2 separate regions of the Homo sapiens genome follow, and region 1 is linked to region 2. Evidence: chromatin loops called from intact Hi-C (ENCODE). Cell type or tissue: PC-3. All regions are shown on one strand. Links, peaks and the distances in the headings refer to the core of each region. The heading gives the core; the rest is flanking DNA.

Region 1 (10,512 bases), core at 815-8,814, 170 kb before region 2:
TAAACTCTCATCACATAGGTTGGGTTTTATTTAACACTATATATCATGATTTACTTTCCAACCTCACTCTGGCGTAACATTACAAGACAAGAAAATAAAAATATTTTACCCCAAAACGTGCTTCTTTGCCATATTTTGAAATGGCCCTACAAAGCTGTTCTTTGTGGGGAAAAATTTGCATCTGTAAAGAATCTCTATTAACATCGCTAGATCTTTTGATTCCAGACCCTCCCAATTCTAAAGAGACTACCTAAAATCTGAATAGGAAACATTTGTCATCCTACTGTCTCTAAGGACAGCCACTATAAGACTGCAAAAGAACTTTGGGCTGCACAAAATTTTATTTTAACCTGAACATTATCTTTCTATCAATCCCGGGTCTTCAGACAAACTCAACCAATTGTCAACTAGAAAATATTTAAATTCACCATAGCCTGGAACCTCCCGGACCCCTTTGAGTTGTTCTGCCTTTCTGGACCAAACCAATGTATTTCTTTTTTTTTTTTTGAGACGGAGCCCCGCTCTGTGGCCCAGGCTGGAGTGCAGTGGCGCGATCTCGGCTCACTGCAAGCTCCGCCTCCCGGGTTCACGCCATTCTCCTGCCTCAGCCTCCCGAGTAGCTGGGACTACAGGCGCGTGCCACCACGCCTGGCTAATTTTTTTGTATTTTTAGTAGACACAGGGTTTCACCGTGTTAGCCAGGATGGTCTTGATCTCTTGACCTCGTGATCCGCCCACCTCAGCCTCCCAAAGTGCTGGGATTACAGGCGTGAGCCACCGCGCCCGGCCACCAATGCATTTCTTAAATGTATTTGATTAATGTCTCACGCCTCTCCAAAGTGTATAAAAACCAAACTGCGGCCCGACCACTTTGGGCACATGTTCTCAGGACTTCCTGAGGGCTGTGTCATGGGCCATGGTCACTCATGTTTGGCTCAGAATAAATCTCTTCAAATATTTTACAGAGTTCGACGCTTTGTTGACATGTTTTCATTATAATTTAGATCTAGGATTTTATAAATGTCTATTAAACATATTCTGTAAACCATGAGCTATTTAACAATATATTTTAAAATGCCTAAATAGGCCGGGCGAGGTGGCTCACGCCTGTAGTCCCAGCACTTTGGGAGGATGTGGAAGGTGGATCACCTGAGGTCAGGAGTTTGAGACCCACCTGGCCAACATGGTGAAACCTCGTCTCTACTAAAAAAAAACAAAAATTAGCCAGGTGTAGTGGCGGGTGCCTGTAATCCCAGCTACTCTGGAGGCTGAGACAGGAGAATCGCTTGAACCCGGGAGGCAAGGATTGCAGTGAGCCGAGATGGCGCCATTGCACTCCAGCCTAGGCAACAAGAATGAAACTCGGTCAGAAAACAAAACAAAACAAAAAACAGACAGGGATCTCTTATCTCGTCGTTATTAACTTCTAACCCAGTTGCACTGTGTTCAGAGATCGTGGTCTATAATCATCATGCCTGACACTGGAAATCTGTTTTTTATTTAAGTCGTAGAACAGGGATTGGCAAGCTATGGCCTGTGAGCCAAATCTGACCTGTCACCTATTTTTGTATGGCCCACAAACTGAGAATGGTTTTAAGTGGTTGAGAAGAAAAAAATCAAAAGAAGAATGATATTTTGTTATTTGAAATTACATAAAATTCAAATTTCAGTGTTCATAAATCAAATTTTAAATTTTGTCAATAAAAATCTTTTGGAAATCTGATTTTCCTCTTGTTATATGATACCTATATAATATCCTCAATTTTGGCTCCTTGTCCACAAAACCTAAAATATTTACTATCTGACCCTTCACAGAAAAGGTTTGCAGAATCCTGCCCTAGAATATGATCAATTTTTATAACCCTTCTGTGTTTGAGAAAAAAGTATGTTGTCTAATTGGTGAATTAAGAACCTATAAATGTCCTTTAGGTCAAGCTTGTTAATTGTGTTGCTCAGATCATCTACATCTTTGCTGACTGTCGTTAAAATGTCTGAGTATGTCAATGGATTTATCAATTTTTCCTTTCAGTTCTATTAGTTTCCTTCACTTATTGTGATGCTATTAATAAGTGTATACATATTTAAAATATGCTCTTGGTAAACTACAGCTTACCAAATAATCCTTTCTGTCTTCTACGAACCAAATAATACTTTGTCTTCAAATCTACTTTATCTGATACTAACATACAGCTACATCAGCTTTATTTTTTTTCTTGGTATTTGCAAGATACATCTTTCTCATCCTTTAAATGTGTTTATGTCCTTAAGTTTGAGGTGTGGCTCTAAACAAGATATACTGTTATCTAGATTTTTACAAATGTAATCTGCTAAGCTGTATCTTTTGATTGGTAAATTTAATCCATTTACATTTATTCTAATTAGCATTATATTTGTTCCTGTTTTCTACCACCTTGGTTTACTTTTTCAATTTGTCCTACATTGTGTTTCTTTTTAATCTTATCTAACAAAACAAATGCTATCTATAATCTTCAATGTTGCTTATAGCTACAAACATTTAGCTTTTTAAAAAATCTATGGTATTAATGGATATATTACATTTCAGGTAATGAGAAAATAAATGAACAAACACCAAAAGAACATGAACTTCTTGCTGTTTTTCAAGTAGGGGTTATGGGTTTATGTTGTGTTATCAGCAATGTCTCTATCATGACAATGGCATGGTTTGTGAGATAGCTCTTGAATAGCTGGTCTGAGATTACTGAAAAAAGTTGTTTCCTCAGATAAACTCAGAACCTTGGCTTTACTGACTTTATGTTCCAACCAATTATACTGTCTGGTTTTTCTCATTAACATAAAACAATGTTTTTCAGAAACAACGCATTACATTCTGGAATAAAAATAAAAAGCTCTTTCATTTTGCAAAGATAATGCTATTTACTTACATGCATTTTAACTATGTATTTTAAAAAAGATTTGTACTAAAAGAGAAAACTATTTTGGGAAATCTCCTTAATCCATAGCCAAAACACATAGCCAGTAAAATGAAGCTTCTTAGAGATACCAGCAATTTTACATCACACAAAAAAACTGGTAATAGAGGATGTTCACATGGACTAATTGGGTTTCTGTTTATTTGTCTAGAGACTTGGTCTTGCTTTGTTGCCCAGGCTGGAGTGCAGTGGCACAGTCATAGTTCACTGCAGCCTCAAATGGATTGCTCAAGCAATCCTCCCATTGCCGCCTTCCGAGTAGCTGGGACTACAGGGTTGTGAAACCATACCAAGCTAATTTTAAAACTATTTTTGTTGAGATGAGGTCTTGCTATATTGTCCAGGCTGATCTTGAACTCTGGTCACAAGAGATCCTCTTGACTCAGTCTCCCAACTAGCCACTTGGCTCAATTTGGGTTTATTAGGTCAACATAATGTGATAAGACTATATCACAACTGGAAAAACAAAACCAGAGAAAACCAAGTATCGAATTGCTTAAAAAAAAAAAAAAAAAAAAGTGGTGGCTCATGCCTGCAATTCCAGCACTTTGGGAGGCCAAGACGGGTGGATCACCTGAGCCCAGGAGTTCAAGAACAGCCTGGGCAACATGGTGAAACCCTGTCTCTACTAAAAGTATAAAAAAATAGCCGGGTGTGGTGATGCATGCCTGTAATCCCAGCTACTTAGGAGGCTGGGGCAAAAGAATTGCTTCAACCCGGGAGGTGGAGGTTGCAGTGAGCCGAAGATGCGCCACTGCACTCCAGCCTGGGTGACAGAGAGACCCTGTCTCCCCCGCTCCCAAAAAAAAAAAAAAAAACACACACACACAAAAAGGCAGAAACTCCAGTTCTTTTAGTTTTTCAACTGCAGAAGGTTGCAATGCTCTTGCTTTACTAAAGAGTTCTCAGGCATGGATTAATTGAAGCTGAGCAGCAGGCTGACCATGCCATTGACCCAGGCAGCTTTTCATCAGACTGTCTCAGAGTGTGTGTGCCTGGTACAGCCGCCCCTGGTGACTAATACTGTAAAATAATGCATGTACTGTTCCAAACTCATTTTTGAAATAAAGGACTCTTAATCATTTCCTGAAAAAGAAATTGTTAAAGCATCTCTTAGCTTTTGCCAAATGTTTGATTACTTTGTGACAATGAAAAGCATGCTATATAATGAAAATAATCTGTCATTTCTTCTAAAAAGTAGTCTTTTTCTCTGAGCTGGTTTCAAGGACACTCCTCTTCTAAGCCACAGAACTTTTCCAGGTGCAGAAAGCCACCAGTTCCTTGACCAGTGATCCATCGTCACCAGTGTGTGGTGTCCTTTTTAGTCGGGTAAGATCTGACTCCAACACGATTAAAGGCAACCAAGCCTCCCCCAGAATGCCACTGTTTAATGATGACAGTTGCTCAGTGGGTTCTAAGATTTGAAAAATCTGAGTTCCAAATGGCAAAAGTAAACAAAACTCTAAAATGAGATCACAACATACAGTAATTACTTTAGTCAAACCTGGTAGGCAGGCATTTATGAGATTCTGGGTGCTTCCAGATGTTCTGTGGCCCAGGGAAGCTCATTTGCCTCCAGGGCTGAACTCATTCTCCCTTTCTTGTTTCTAATATCTGCTCCAAACCCTCAATGGAAAGAAACACAAGGGAAGTGTTGGATGGTGGTGACTGCACAGCTGCTATGGAGATGATAGAGGGCCCCTGCTCACAGAGGCTACTGCTAGGAGAATCCATGTGCTGGTGGCACTGCTTGGCTGGTAGGGTGGGCCTTTTAATGGTAATGAAGCCTGAGCTCCTTGGGGTATACAGTCATGTCGATTAACAATGGGGATACATTCTAACAAGTATGTCATTAGGCAATTCCCTTGTTGTGTGATCATCACAGGGTGCACTTACTCAAACTTGGACAGTAGAGCCTGCTCCACACCTAGGCTGTATGGGACAGCCTACTACTCCTAGGCTACAGACCTGTACACATGTGATTGTGTTGAACACTGTAGGCAACTGTAATACAATGGCAAGTATTCATGTATCTAAAGCTATCTAAACATAGACAACATACAGTAAGAATACAGTATAAAAGATAAAAAGTGGTTCATCTATAAAAGGGCACTTACCATGAATGGAGCTTGCAGGACTAGAAGTTGCTCTGGGTGAGCCAGAGAGTGAGTGGAGAGTGACTGAAGGCCTAGGACATTACCTTGTAGCTACTGTAGACTTTATCAACACTGGATGCTTAGGCTGCACTCATTTCATTAAAAAAATGGTTCTTTCCTCAATAATGAATTAACCTTAGCTTATTGTAACTGTTTTACTTTTTAAACTTTTCAGTTTTTCAAGAAGTTTGATACTTTTTTTGATCCTTTTGTAATAACACTTAAAACACAAACATATAGCTGTACCAAATTATGTTTTTCTTTATATCCTTATGCTGTAAGCTTTTTCTATTAATTTTTTTTTTCTTTTTAAATGTTTTTGTTAAAAACTAAGACACATATTAGCCTAGGCCTACACCCGGTCAGGATCATTCATATCACTGTCTTCTGCCTCCACACCTTGTCCCACTGGAAGGTCTTCAGGGGTGTGATCGTTAATACTGAGTGTCAAACTTGACTGGACTGAAGAATGCAGAGTATTGTTCCTGGTGTGTCTGTGAGGGTGTTGCCAAAGGAGATTAACATTTGAGTCAGTGGACTGGGAGAGGCAGACCCCCCCTCAATCTGGGTGGGCACCATCTAATCAGCTGCCAGCGCAGCTAGAATAAAGCAGGAAGGAGAAGATGGAAGAATGACTTGCAGAGTCTTCCAGCCTTCATCTCTCTCCCGTGCTGGATGCCTCCTGCCCTCAACATCAGACTCCAAGTTCCTCAGCTTTTAGACTCTTGGACTTACACCAGTGGTTTGCCAGGGGCTCTTGGACCTTCGGCCACAGACTCAAGGCTGCACTGTCAACTTCCCAACTTTTGTGGTTTTGGGACTCAGACGGATCCACCACTGGCTTCCTTGCCCCTCAACTTGCAGACGGCCTATCATGGGATTTTACCTCGTGATCGTGTGAGTCAGTTCTCCTTCAAAAACTCCCTTTCATATATACATCTACCGCATTAGTTCCACCCCTCTAGAGAACCCTAACACAAGGGGCAGTAACATATCCACGGAGCTGTCATCTCCTATGATAACAATGCCTTCTTCAGGAATACCTCCTGAAGGACCTGCCTGAGACTGCTAACTTTTTTTTTTTTTTTTAATAAGTAGAAGCGGCCGGGCGCAGTGGCTCATGCCTGTAATCCCAGCACTTTGGGAGGCTGACGCGGGTGGATCATGAGGTCAGGAGATCGAGACCATCCTGGCTAACGTGGTGAAACCCCATCTCTACTAAAAAAAAAAAAATACAAAAAAAAATTAGCCGGGCGTGGTGGTGGGTGTCTGTAGTCCCAGCTACTCAGGAGGCTGAAGCAGGAGAATGGCGTGAACCCGGGAGGCGGAGCTTGCAGTGAGTTGAGATCGTGCCCCTGCACTCCAGCCTGGGCGACAGAGCGTGACTCCGTCTCAAAAAAAAAAAAAAAAAAGAAGCACACTCTATCTAAAATAATAAAAAGTACAGTAAATACCAGTAACATAGTCATTTGTTATTATCAAGCATTATGGACTGTACTAATGGCATGTGCTATACTTTTATACAGCTGGCATCACAGTAGGTTTGTTCACACCAGTAACACCACAAACACGAGTCATGTGTCATGCTGCAGTGTCACTAGGTGATAGAAATTTTTCAGCTCCATTACAACCTTATGAGATCACCGTCGTATATGCAGTCTGTGATAACTGAAACGTCATTATGCAGCATGTAACTACACTATGAATACACGCATCTCTGCCAAAAGAGAAAATCATTTCTTGTTTGGGAACATGACAGTGTGGTGGAGCATTACAGACTCAAACAAACTAGGGTTTGAGTTCTGGCTTACCACCCATGAACTTCCTTGGACAAGTTACTCAACTCCTGACCTGGATTCTTCTCTTCTATTAACTGAGAATAATGATATTTTTGGAACAGGGTTCCTGGAGACTGAAAGATATAACGCATGAAAAAATCAAGCACTCATTTGGCATTTATCCTTGCTCCCCTTCCATTTCCTTTTCTGAGCAGTGATTTCAAGTCCTCTGGCCACCCTAAATCTGAAGATATGTCTCACCTCATCACTGGGCCTTTCTAGGGAAGAGAATCCCATGCTTTAGTTAATGGAAGAATGACAGCATTTTAGAACCTTTACAGGCCAACTCGGAGAGGCGGTCATTTCACAGAAACCAAGAAAAGCTGCTACCTCAAGGCCTGAAACTCATCTTTGGTGATGACCTATGGCTACTGCTTCAGGGCAGGGCAGTTCCATGCCAGACAAGGTGGTAGAACCTCCACATGCTACAGGCACTGTGATAAGATGCAAGCGGTGCCATGGGCACTTTTCATATACAGTCTTATGTAATCCTCTGTGATCCTGAGGCACAGGCAAGTATCTCCCACACAGAAGTCATGGGGTGGGATTTCCGGCCTACATTGTCTGATTCCAGAGCTCATGCTCTTAATCACATGTCCACTCACATGAAGATGTCTACATCTGTGGCTCTCCTTCAAGAAGGCCAGTTAATGGTCAAGGGGCAGGCTCTGAAGGAGCCTGAAGGAAACTGGTAAGGCCTTATCAGTCAGTCAATATTATTACATTTACTCTACCAAATCAACTCAGAAAAAAATGCTGTTTTCACACAGGGTCTTCTGTGATGATATCTTACAGAAATCCTCGGCCTGCTAATAGCCGCTGACAATAATGTCTTCATTCATTGTAATTTTATGTCACTTGACTGATCTGTAGCTTAGGAAGCTCACAGCTTATTTAAGCAACAGGTGGGCGAGGGAAGGATGAGAATCCAAGTACCTTAGAAGTGTATAGAAAGGCAGCCACAGGGAAATCATTCTGAGAGTTAAAATAGTCCAAGAAACCCCTCATTAATTATTAATTGACATCCCCTGAGGATTCAGGTTCTTAAGTCCCAGTTTTGTACAATCCCCAGGATGGGAGCTGCCTGCTCCAATGTGTGTCCTTAAACCCATACAAAAGGTGCACCATGAAGCCGTCCTGTAAACCAGAACAATCTATGGAGCAGTTCTAGAAACAGCGCAGCTCAGCAGGCTGTCCTGGGTGCAACTGTTTCCTGAGAGCAGAGACAAACTGTGTCAGAAAGGAAGAGCTGGAGGATGACAACAGGAGGCCGTGCTGATTGAAGCCTGTGGAAGAGATTGTAGCACCCTTTCCTTGTTGAGCAGGTTGTGAGAAGTCACGTGAAGCTCTCCATGAGACCGCTGAGATGACAACACAGGGAAGATACCTTTCGAAGGGGGCAAAACAGTGATATGCCAGAGGCCCCAAATTTAACATGGAATCACAACACTGAAGGGTAAAAAATGACTTCACAGATCTGATTAAAGTTTGAAAGTTGGAGAGTTCTCACAACAGCAGCATGGTTGAAAAGGGGGCATGATCCTGTACTCTTTTTATCCAGTGACATATGTGAGAGAAATGAAAAGTAGGATTCTAATTTGATTGATTTCTCTTCCCCCAGCTCTGGAGCACGTGGCGCTGTGTGGTGCTAACGCACTGGCTCCGGAATGCCTGTCTGGGAGTCCTCTACCCCGCAGCCCTTCACTGGCAGAGCTGCGCCTGCCACTCACCTGCGCCCCGCGGTCGTTGACCAGCTCCACAGACCACCTGCCCTCGTACTGAATCCACACGAATATGCCTCCGTCCGCATCGCACGTGGCCAGTTTCTGGTAGGGCTCATTCCACCTCACCAGCACAACCTAGAAAACCACCAAGAAGACATTTACCACAGGAAATAAATCTGTGGGCCAGGATTATTTCTGTGATGTGATCAGACTTGAACTAATTAGAATGCAGTCAATAAAGGGAGAAGACTGGGGGCGAATGCAGGGATCAGGGCAGGGAACAGACAGAGCTCACACGAGAGTCCACAGGGAACCAGCCCCACTGACACGGCTTCCTAACAATGAGAGACAGTGCGAACATGCCCACTACTACAAAAACAAAGAGGCGACCTGGGGCCCATCCGCACCCAGCACCTGCCTCTCAGATGGTCCTTCATCTGCTAGTCCTGTGCTGTGGGGAAACTATTTTAACAACATTTACTATGGATTTGAATCAGGGTATTATTTATTTAGTATGGAAAGAGGAAAGGGTGAGTACTATTTAGGTTCATTTTCCTCCAGAAGCAAAATTTTCCGTATCTAACTTATTTCTGAATAGTTTAGCATCTAAATCATCTAAATGTGGTTAATTTGGAAAAAAAAATACATACTTGAAAAATCTAAGTTGTTTACGATTTATCACAGAGGAAATAACAAGAAATTATAAGCTTCAAATTTTCTGAGTATAAGAACTTTGTTTTTTAATTTGAAAAATTCTGATCACTTATCTAAAAAGGTAGCAACTCGGCTAGGTGGCTTTTGAGAATAGGTGAGTGCCGGAGGAGTCTGAGGGAAGCCTCACAGGGCCCAGTAAAAGTAGCGAGGGACTGAGGGTTATGGAATGGTCCCCGGACACCATGAGCCACCAAACCAACACGGCAGGGCTCACCCTGGAGAATGTTCCCTGAGGCTGTTCCTGATTGGCCCATCCTGGTAATCATGAATTAATTCAGTCTGACACATTCAGCACACATTTTTTACATTCATGCTATGTGACTAATACTGAGTTGGTGGCTATGAAACACACCTGTTGTTCTCAGGTAAGTTCCAGCTGGGAAGTCAGAACCTCCAGACATGCAGCTAGATACTGACATATATCAATAAAATAAGAGCTATTACTAACCAGGCAAGAGTACTCTTGCTATGAATAAAAGAAGATTTGAACCCTTGTCTACTCCCAGCATTTTGTGCCTAATAGCTAATTATAATAGTTGTGAACATGTGGCACTGGTGTTAATGGTTTCCAAATTCTAATTTATATCTGAAAATAAAAAGGACTGATAGTTAAAGACTTCCACAGTGCCCAGGACCCTCCTCACACCCTCTGTCCAAAGTACAATTTCTGCTTTCAGACCAACACATAAACCCCGGGACTTCTCAAAGCGATGCCATGGACACACCTGATTTTAGGTCTTTAAACTTGTGTCTAGGGCACCAGAGGGCTAGGAGGAACCCCCAGGAATCACCTGATTTAGTGTGCCTTGAGCAGCCTTGGTTGGCCACACTTGGTGTTATCTGCACTTGTTGTAAAATGTATAATAAAATCAAATTTTTCAAGAGAAATTATTACCCACTTAAAGTGTGAAGAATATCATAGCTCTTTTTTAAAACTGCAAAAATCAGAGGCAGCTGTGAGGTTGCAATCTTTTGAGACCTGGTGATCACTAGAAAAACTGAATCCAGTTGATGGCTCACCTTGCATGGATGTGGACACTGAGAACTCCCAGGTGGCCCCATCTAGCGGAATCCTCTCTGTTGAGACCCTCTTCCTTGCTCTAGTCATAGCTCTGTGGATGCAGTGCTT
Region 2 (10,512 bases), core at 1,752-9,751:
TTGGGAGGCTGAGACAGGAGAATCGCTTGAACCCAGGAGGCGAAGGCTGCAGTGAGCTGAGATCATACCACTGCACTCCAGCCTGGGTGACAGAGCGAGACTCCACCTAAAAAAGTAAATAAACAAAAGCTTATAAAAAAATTAAAAATACCCAACATCTGCTCAAGAAAAAAAAAAAAAGAAAAAACATTCTATGGGAAAAAGACTTTCTAAAAAATCAAGGTAGAAACAATGGAAAAAAGATCGATAGGTTTGACTACACAGAATAAACTTTTACACATCAAAATATGTCATGAACATGGAGTTACAAGGCAACCAACCATGAAAAATACTTATACACCTAAGAGGTAACACAGTAAACTCCATAAACTTAAAAAAATGAAATGCTACAGGCCTAGATGCTCTATCTGCTACAACTGCTTCACACATTTCAAAACCGTCCAAACTCACATTCAGAATCTCCTTCAACTACATGTTTTGTCCCAACCATCCAAACCCTCTGGGTTCTCTGCAGCCTGAGAGTTCTGCTAGAGAAAGTGGAGCTTCAATGCAGCTAACCTCTGTTTAATCTGACTATTCCTAACCAAAATCTTCTAGAATCTAAAACCTTTCCTCTTTGAGCTCAGTATATCAAGCTTAGCTACTTGGTGCCTACAATAGTGATCTGGTCAAACCAGAAGTGGGGGTCCTGAGAAAAGACTAAGGAGTACAAAGACTCTGCACTGTCAAAACTAGACTCAAATTTCAGCACCAGCCAATCAGCACCAGAAGAGGGAAGTGGAAAAGCTTCAATGCATGCGAGCAGTCATTTTCCACCTGAAGCCCCATTTACCTGGATTTTTAGAGAGACTCACATATCCAAAGAAAAAGCATCTTTTAAAATAAAATACAGTTACTCATAACTCAGCAGTTTACATTAGAGCCAATCTATCTCAGGAATTTTTTGATTGTTGTTTCTGTGTGTTTTTAAATGTACAAAGAGACCAGAGAATTAGAAGAGACAGTGTACTTCTTTCAAATGTCCCTATATATAAAAAATAGTTTATATTAAGTCTAAGTTAGAATCATATTAAAAATATTAGTTATATTAAGAATTAAGAGGCAGAAGCTTGTAAATCTCACATGACAATGAAGTTCCACACATGAATACAGAAGCCAAGAAACAAAATATTTTTCACACAGAAGAGTATGACCGTATTAAACCACCGAACTAAAAATTCAGTAGCTGAAGGTATGCATCCCAGCTGATTAACAATCTTTCAATAACATTAGATAAACCCATGCTATAAAATATTAATAATCTGCTTCTCAAAATAATATTATGTGGTAACAGACAGTACTTAAGGCCAGGCGGACACAAAATGAAGAGAAAGGAATTAACCAAATCTTAACTTCTCAGGGCTCTTTTGTGATCTAATTTGTGAATGCGCCCAGCCTCCCCTGTCTGCCTCCTTCTTGGGACATCTCATCTGGGGTCCACTCTACCACTCAACACCAAAGGAGCGAAACCAATTCTGCTAGTCATTAACAATCTAGTGAAAGGTTTGGTAATAAATAATGAATAAGTGATGAAAATTAAAAGGGGGAAGTCATTGGCTTAAACTGACCTCCATAGATCACTGGTATCACTCACCTGATAGTGCTTCCTTGTATACATCAAGTTTTGGCTGTCTTGTATACATCAGAGTAACAGATCAATTCCCTATTAGTAAAATCACATGCCATTTTTCTCAGTCATGTGGGGGAGAAAGAACTTCACCAACTAAACATGGGTGAAGGACAGCCAAGGAGATTCCATTTATATGACCATCAGTCAGCCAAGGAGACAAGAGGTATTTGCGAAACACAGAAAACAAAGCTAAGAAAGGGAAGAAAAAATGTGGTATCCCAAGGCTCTCAGAATTAAGAACAATACTCCTACCATTTCTGAACCATATGGTCAACCTTGAGACTTCTCTATTTTACAATAAATTTATAGAAAGCTGATTCCAAAGCACCTCATAAACATTATTGCTTCTATATCTCTCTCTAAAGAAAAGCATTTTGGCGCCAGGTATAGTGGCTCATGCCTGTAATCCCAGCACTTTGGGAGGCCAAGGCAGGCAGATCACGAGGTCAAGAGATCGAGATCATCCTGGCCAACATGGTGAAATCCAGTCTCTACTAAAACTACAAAAATTAGCTGGGTGTGGTGGCAGGCGCCTGTAGTCCCAGCTGCTCGGGAGGCTGAGACAGAATAATCGCTTGAACTCGGGAGGCGGAGGCTGCAGTAAGCCAAGATCGTGCCACTGCACTCCAGCCTGGTGACAGAGCGACACTCCGTCTCAAAACAAAAAAAAAAAAAAGAAAAGAAAAGAAATGCATTTTAACTAGGAATGGTGGCTCATGTCTCTAATCCCAGCACTTTGGGAGGCCAAGGTGGAAGGATCACTTGAGTCAGGGAAATCAAGGTGCAGCGAGCTATGATTGTGCCACTGTACTCCAGCCTGGGTGACACAGCAAGACTCCGTCTCAAAAAAAGAAGCAGTTTTAGCCTAGCAGGGACCAAATGATACTTAATATTACTCTATCAAATTTCTTGCACAAAAATGCACATAAAATACAATTCTCACTATCATTGACTACTTTTTATACTGTATCACAAAATTTTTCAAGGCATTTTAATTGGTCAAAAACTTTAAATAAACATATTCCATATAGCAATGTAATTGAGCAGCTTGTTAATGGTCCAGAAAAAGTCTGAAAGTGATAGTTAAAATTAAAGGTTAATGTAATTAAGATAAAACTGAATGAGAGAGAAAATTTGTGGAGTTCCTATCAGGACTTTGCTCTCCACTGATAACACAGACCCGGCTGTCACAGCCATTGAAGTTGTGAGGAGGGAGATGCAAAATCAAACACAAATAGAATGTCATAAATCCAAAAAGGCTGGGAACTGATGCATTAGAGTAAGCTACAATAGATAGATTCTGGGCAGCATCCCAATCCTACACTACCTAATTTATTCCCAAGTCCCTCAGAGGCAAAGCTGGGTAAAAAGACGAAACAGAATGCGTGCCACTTTCATTCTCACTTCTGTCCCAGTATTAAAAATAATTACTAATGGAATAAGATAAGCAAAATGTGAGCTTTCTGTCTTTTATTAAGAGTTATTGTGCATTACCCCCAAACATTTCAAATATTAGATTATTTATTTCATTATTCAGGCAACAGAAAATTAACTCAGAAAAGTAGTTTCTACATATGAAACATAAGACTGAGTTTCTCATTTCATGGGAAAATATAACAAGAATAAAAATGGTAAAGGCTCAAATCACTTGTAAGGCCTGGAAAAGGTGACCTCAGTGTCAACCGCATTCATCTTATGGGCTTCTCCTATGACCCAACCTCTTTTTTCTTTTTTTTTTTTTTTTGAGACAGGGTCTCACTCTGTCACCCAGCCTTGACCTCCCTGGGCTCAAGTGATCCTCCCACCTCAGCCTCCCACCTAGCTGGGACCACAGGCACTTGCCACCACACCGGGCTAATTTTTTACATTAGTTGCAGTGATGAAGTAGGTCTAGCTATGTTGCCCAGGCTGGTCTCCAACTCTTGGGCTCAAGCAATCCTTCCACCTAAACCTGTCAACGTGCTGGGATTACATGTGTGAGCCACCACGCCTGAGCAACCCAACCTCTTTAAACCTCTTTCTCTCAGATACATTAAATCCAGGCATCACTATTTATTTATTTATTTACTTACTTACTTATTTATTTATTTTGGAGACTGGGTCTCGCTCTGTTACCCAGGCTAGAGTGCGGTGGCACAATCATGGCTCACTGCAGCCTCAACCTCCCCAGGCTCAAGCGATCATCCCACCTCAGGCCTCCGAGTAGCGGGGACACAGGTGCACCACCATGCCCAGCTAGTTTTTAAATTATCTGTAAAGAACAGACGCCGGGCACGGTGGCTCATGCCTGTAATCCCAGCACTTTGGGAGGCCGAGGTGGGCAGATCAGAAGGTCAGGAGGTCGAGATCATCCTGGCTAACACAATGAAACCCCGTCTCTACTAAAATACAAAAAAATTAGCCGGGCGTGGTGGCGGGTGCCTATAGTCCCAGCTACTTGGGAGGCTGAGGCAGGAGAATGGCGTGAACCCAGGAGGCAGAGCTTGCAGTGAGCCAAGATTGCGCCACTGCACTCCAGCCTGGGCAACAGAGCGAGACTCCGTCTCAAGAAAAAAAAAAAGACGAGGCCTGGCTATGTTGTCCAGGCTGGTCTCCAACTCCTGCATTCAAATGATCCACCCAACTCAGCCTCCCAAAATGCTGGGATTACAGGCATGAGCCACCATGCACGGCCAGGCATCACATTTTAATGGCATTCTCTAATCTGTTAACATACAGTTAACAGTTAAATTCTCTGATTATTTAACAACTCTAAACAGTAACTCTGCCGAAAATGTCAGCTTTGGCTGATGGGTTTTGTGCGCACAGCAGAAGCCTAACTTCTTATGATATAGGTCTTGATATTCTAACCACTGGAGCTGAATTTGTGCCTCCGGTTTTGTGGCTAAGAGGGTCATTTGAAGCTTAAGAAACTGATTACGTGTAAAGATAATCCTGTATATTTTCTCAGCCTATGGTAACATCACTGCTGATCAACTTTTCATGAATATTAAAACTGCCCCGGCACTAACAGCTCGGTTTGTTGTCTGAGGATCTCTGACACTACCATTTTGCCATAGCTGTTCGTAACAATGATGTGCATTTCCCCATGGAGGTAAACACACTCTTAATAGCCAAAGATAGTGGAAAGGCACAGTTGCAGGGGAGAACAACATGGTCCTGTAAGAGCTTCCTACACAAAACTCTTGACTTCCCTAACTGGGACTGAAAAACATTCACACACACAAATCAGAGGTATAACTGACTCAAGAAGTTTAAACTAATCTTCCTTTTGTCCTTGACAAGAAACTAATAAAAGAAACATCCAGTAGGATGAAAAAATTCTGAACCTAGTGACAACACTCTATAACATTTAAGTAGAATTCAAAATTGCTGAGCAACAGTTTTGGAAAGCAGATACGAATGAGTCTTTAGAATGTAGTGTTCCAACTAGTAACTAGCTGGATCAATAGCTGAAACATACAAATAAAAGCTGTAAGACTTCATAGCTTTCTTTCATAAAAATCTTAAAAAATGTTTCATAAACCATGATTGACTTAAAGGATCAAATTCTTAGACTTAACCAGACATTAATAGATTAGACTCTACAAGCACTTTATCCCAGGGGATCTAATATGCCCATTACAAACTGGGATACATGTTAAAACTACAAAAGGAAGAAACAGTAGAAATAATGGTAATAACCTAATACCCCATGTAACATGTTTCCAAATCCTTTCCCATCCATTACAGTCTAAATTGAGTCTTTAATTTTTAAAAAGTGAGAAATCAGTATCTTACATTATAGTGTGTATCTTTTGCAAAGCTCTCTCAAATCCATTTTGACTCTAATTGTGTTTCTGATTAAAAATAATAACAGTGAGAAAGATGTTCAAATAAATCTATATCCTCTGCACAGCACTGCTGCACACCTACAGAATAACTTCCTACACTCTATAACCTACCACACCATTACTGTTGGAGCTTTCCATAAATACTACATTTCAATTCTATTCTTAAAATACTCTTTATCTCACGGGTGAGTATCCTTGACACCACATAAGTATAGAGACTGTTATTTCTGCTTACATTAGAAAAAATAACTGATTCTAAATTAGCCATATTTAAAAGGAAAAAGGGCATAAATTTTTAAATCCATGAATTCAAAATTTTAATTTTCACCAATTATATTCTATGAAAGCAAGAAACCAAGTAGAGCTGACTCACTGGTATAGATCCTACCATGGTAAAGAGATGGTTAAAAGGAAAAGAAAGCATTTATTTATCAGAGTTTGCAGTCATTTTATAGAGATGTGATTAATGTTTCTGAGCAAATAATGTATTTAATTTTTTTTTTTTTTTTGAGATGGAGTCTCACTTTGTCGCCCAGGCTGGAGTGCAGTGGTGCGATCTCAGCTCACTGCAAGCTCCGCCTCCTGGGTTCACGCCATTCTCCTGCCTCAGCCTCCTGAGTAGCTGGGACTACAGGCGCCTGCCACCACGCCCGGCTAATCCTTTTTTGTATTTTTAGTAGAGACTGGGTTTCACCGTGGTCTCGATCTCCTGACCTCGTAATCCACCCACCTCAGCCTCCCAAAGTGCTGGGATTACAGGCATGAGCCACCATGCCCGGCCCAGATGTATTTAATTTTAGCTAAATAGGTAGTGAGCATCTATCTCCTTGTCTTCCTGGAATGTCTTCCCCTTTCTTTAGTTAAAATAACCTCAACTCTCCTTGTGAGTCCGTCCCCATTCTATATGGTCTTTATAGAAATCTCAATTGAGAACAATACACACACACACACACACACACACACACACACACACACACCCCTAAGGGGTAGGCAAATTACTCACGGTCAATCATATGCTCAGTCCAGGAAATTTGAATCTTATGACAGGAGAATTAAACCAGTTGGTGCAGTCTTTGAGACCATGGTTACCTAAACAAACATCTATTAGGTGGTTTCTGGAGCTTAGATCCTCTCGGCTCAGCCTTCAAAGCCTAGTTGTTCAGCATCTTCTGTGCCTATATGTTTCCAAGTGCTGTGCCTATGTTTATGTAACCTATCTTTTTCACTCAATATTATGGGTACCTTCCCAGATTGGTTGCTATAAATGCATGTCATCACTTTCAATGGCTGCATGCAAGGAAGGTAATATAATCCATTTAAATAATTCCTTGTCTAAGGTTATTTCCTATTCTTTACTATGTACATATATCTGTTCTAACATTTCCTACTATTTCTTCAGAATAAATTCCTACTAAATGTGGACTTTCTGGGTAGAAGGCTATGCACACTTTGCATTGTGATATCTAACAGCAGCTATCTGGACTGAGTGCATCAATGTCTACATAGGCTATCTGAGAGGACATACCTCCCTTCATCTGCACCAGCACCGAGAATTACCATCATCCTTATCATTCCCTTTCCACACCAGGAGATGCCCAAATAATAAGATCAGCAAGAGAAGGAACAGCAGAAGTCATCATAACATGATACTTTATATTAAACTTTACCAAATCATTTCAAATCCATAAAGGACTAAATTGGGTCTAGGCCGGGTGCGGTGGCTCACACCTGTAACCCCAACACTTCGGGAGGGCAAGGCAGGAGGATCCCTTGAGCCCAGGAGTTCAAGACCAGCCTGGGCAACATAGTGAGGCTTCATCCCTAAAAAAAAAAAAAAAAAATTTAATTGACCAGGTGTGGTGATATGTGCCCGTAGTCCCAGCTACTCAGAAGGCTAAGGGAGGAGGATTGCTTGAACCTGGGAGGCCAGGCTGCAGTAAGCATGATCGCACCACTGCACTCCAGCCTGGGTGACAAAGTAAGACCCTGTCTCCAAAAAAATAAAAAAATTGTGTCTAAATTATATTGCCAACATAATCACTGAAAAATGCTGTCTTAAGTCTGCTCAGGCTGCGATAAAACCATAAACTGAGTGGCTTAAACAACAGAAATTTATTTTGTTTCTTTTATGTTTTTAGTTTTTTTATTATTATTTAAATAAAAAATAAATAAATAGAGACAAAGTCTCGCTATGTTGCCCAGGCTGGTCTCAAACTCCTGTGCTCAAGTGATCGTCTCACCTCAGCCTCCCAAAGTGCTAGGACTACAGGCATGAGCCACCATGCCCGGCCACAACAGAAATTTATTTCTCGAAGTTCTGGAGGCTAAAAGTCTAAGATCAAGGTACCAGCAAGGTAGGTTTCATTCTCAGGCTTTTTTTCCTCCCTTGTAGGCAGCTGCCATCCTGCTGTGTGCTCACATGGGGAGAAAAAAAGCAAGCCTCCTGGTGTCTCTTCTTCTAAGGACACTAAGCCCATATGAAGGCCCCACACTCATGACCTCATCTAACCTTAATTACCTCCTACAGACCCCACTTCCAAATACTATCACATTGGGACTTAGGGCTTCAACATATGAACGGGGGTAGGGGGACTCAAACACTCAGTCCACAACAAATGGTATCTACTTTAGCTCTGAATTCTATTTATTTAATGACTAGTAAAACTGAACATTTTGTTTATTGCACATTTAGGTTTTTTTTCTTTTAAAAATGGTCTGCTCTGATTTCATGTCTGAAACAGAAAGTATACAGGACGAACCTGAAACATCTCATCATATCGTAAAGCAAGGAAGCTATGAGATTACTAGAGACGTGTCAGAAGGACTCAGGTGCCAGCCTAAATAAGCCTACACTGCCCAAAGAGGGAGCAATTTGAGCATCGAAAGGACAGTAACTGCAATGGACTGAAACACACCACGTATGCTAAAATAGGCGTTCATAATGTTATGCGAAAAAATTTAAAACCCTCAACCATCACCACTGGAGGATGCTAGGGGACCAAATCATAACTTTGAAAACTGGTAAATCAAGGGAAATAATCAGACACTTTTCAAACCCTTCCTATACACTCTATACCTCAAGGTAACCAAATAATTGACAAAGGAGAATTTCTACACACACACACACACACACACACACACACACACACACACCTATTTCAGCTAATAACTAAATGACAGGATGTAACCATATTGTAATCCCTCCTGAACTCATAGACCAAGTTAACATTCAAGAATGGTTGCTAGTATCACAAAAAGAAAGAAAGAAGACTTCCTGATGAAAATAATCCTGCCCTCACAAAAAAATAAAATTGGATTCTTTTGATTTAGCCTCTACAATGAACTACCAATGTACAGGAAACACAAGAAATAAAATAACATATTTTACATTACAAGGATGCAAAGAATAAAATTCAGTTTCTTCAATAAAGAGTTGCAAAGAAAAAAAAAGATAGAGAACCTATAGGTTAAAAGAGACTTTAAACCATCCAACTGCAATGTATGGACCTTATTTGCATCTTAATTCAAACAATCATATATATATATATGATATGATATAAACACACACACACACACGTACACGCCCATACACACACATACATACACACAAATATATACTGCAGTCAAGGAGTATTGATTGGATATCTGATGATACTAAGAAAAAATTTTTAAGGTAAGATAATAGTATTGTAATTATTTTAAGGGGTCTTTTTCTTTTGGAGACATGTACTAAAATATTTACAGACAAAATTATATGACAGCTTGATTTGCTTTAAAATAATCCAAGTGGAGGGACGTGAGAGGTATTGCTCAAACAAAACTGGTAACGTTTTAAAATTGCCAAAGCTGGGCAAGATACAGTGCTTTATTACACCAGTCTCCACTGTTAGCAATGTTTTAAAATTTCCATGATAGGCCGGGTGCGGTGGCTCACGTCTGCAATCCCAGCACTTTGGGAGGCCGAGGCGGGCGGATCACGAAGTCAGGAGTTCGAGACCAGCCTAGCCAACATAGTGAAACCCTGTCTCTACTAAAAACAACAAAAAAATTAGCCGGGTGTTGTGGTGGGCACCTGTAATCCCAGCTACTTGGGAAGCTGGGGCAAGGAGAATCACTTGAACCCGGGAGGCGAAGGTTGCAGTGAGCCAAGATTGCGCCACTGCACTCCAGCCTGGGCGACAGTGAGCAGCAGGGTGGAGTTTCAGTGCCTGTGCTGTGTGGAGTGAAGTGAACCGGTACGGCCAGAACAGCAACTTCCTGTGTGCTCTCAAGCCTGTCAATAAGATACTGCAGATCCACAAAGATGATGTAACTGGCCTGCATTGTAAAGTGATATGCCTTATCCAGAAAGGAAGTTTCAGAGAAGCCTTGAATGTCATCAATACTTGCACCAAACTGTTAGCCAATAACTCTCTCTCCTTTGAAAAGGCATATTGCGAGTACAGGCTCAACAGAATTGAGAATGTCTTGAAGACAGTAGAAAGTACCAACCGGCAGACAGACAAACTGAAGGAGCTTTATGGATAAGTGTTACACCGTTTGGAACACTATGATGAATGCTTAGTGGCATAAAGAGATCTCGTCCGAAACTCCCACGATGCTTATGATGAGGAGAGGAAAACAAACCCTTCAGCAGTTGTTGCAGCTCAAAGCAATTGGGAAAAAGTGGCTCCAGAGAGCCTGGGCTTCCAAGAAGGCACACATGAGCTGTGCTAAACACTGCATGTGCACTGATAGACCACGGCCAGCTGAACCAGGCCATGAACATCCTACAAAAAGCTGAAGGTCTTTGCCACCATTCATTATCAGAAGACACTGATGAGACTGAGGAAGACCCACAGGCAGGACTGGCCATCACTTATGGTCAGATGGCCTATATTCTGCAGCTTCAGGGTCAAACAGAGGAGGCTCTGCAACTTTACAATCAAATACTACTACTAAAACCAACGGATGTAGGGTTACTAGATGTAATTGCAAATAACATCATTACCATTAACAAGGACCAAAATG

What was found. Hi-C counts contacts between places; a loop is a spot of excess contacts. Peaks named below come from ENCODE experiments on the same cell type or tissue, not always from the same donor. Only the 100,000 strongest peaks of a DNase experiment are listed, where the experiment ranks them.
Region 1: it touches region 2 in a loop (4-fold over the local background); 10 of 110 quality-filtered maps call a loop at or near these places.

What each region holds. Positions count from the first base shown.
Region 1 is chr6:158,411,357-158,421,868 of GRCh38, reverse strand. TULP4 (TUB like protein 4) reads right to left here. Exons shown (of 14, transcript NM_020245.5): 2 at 8,676-8,804. Among named protein-coding and RNA genes, the nearest start is that of SNORA116, 94 kb to the right of the region's middle. RefSeq lists an enhancer at 8,769-9,968. In PC-3, for the core only: no CTCF peak of the experiment used is centred there; a DNase peak (open chromatin) is centred at 3,958; H3K4me3 peaks cover 815 bases; H3K27ac peaks cover 2,140 bases.
Region 2 is chr6:158,241,991-158,252,502 of GRCh38, reverse strand. It overlaps a transcript of TULP4 not described here and the pseudogene SRP72P2. Among named protein-coding and RNA genes, the nearest start is that of TULP4, 65 kb to the left of the region's middle. RefSeq lists enhancers at 9,531-9,580, 9,981-10,050, 10,161-10,270. In PC-3, for the core only: no CTCF peak of the experiment used is centred there; a DNase peak (open chromatin) is centred at 6,562; H3K27ac peaks cover 1,004 bases.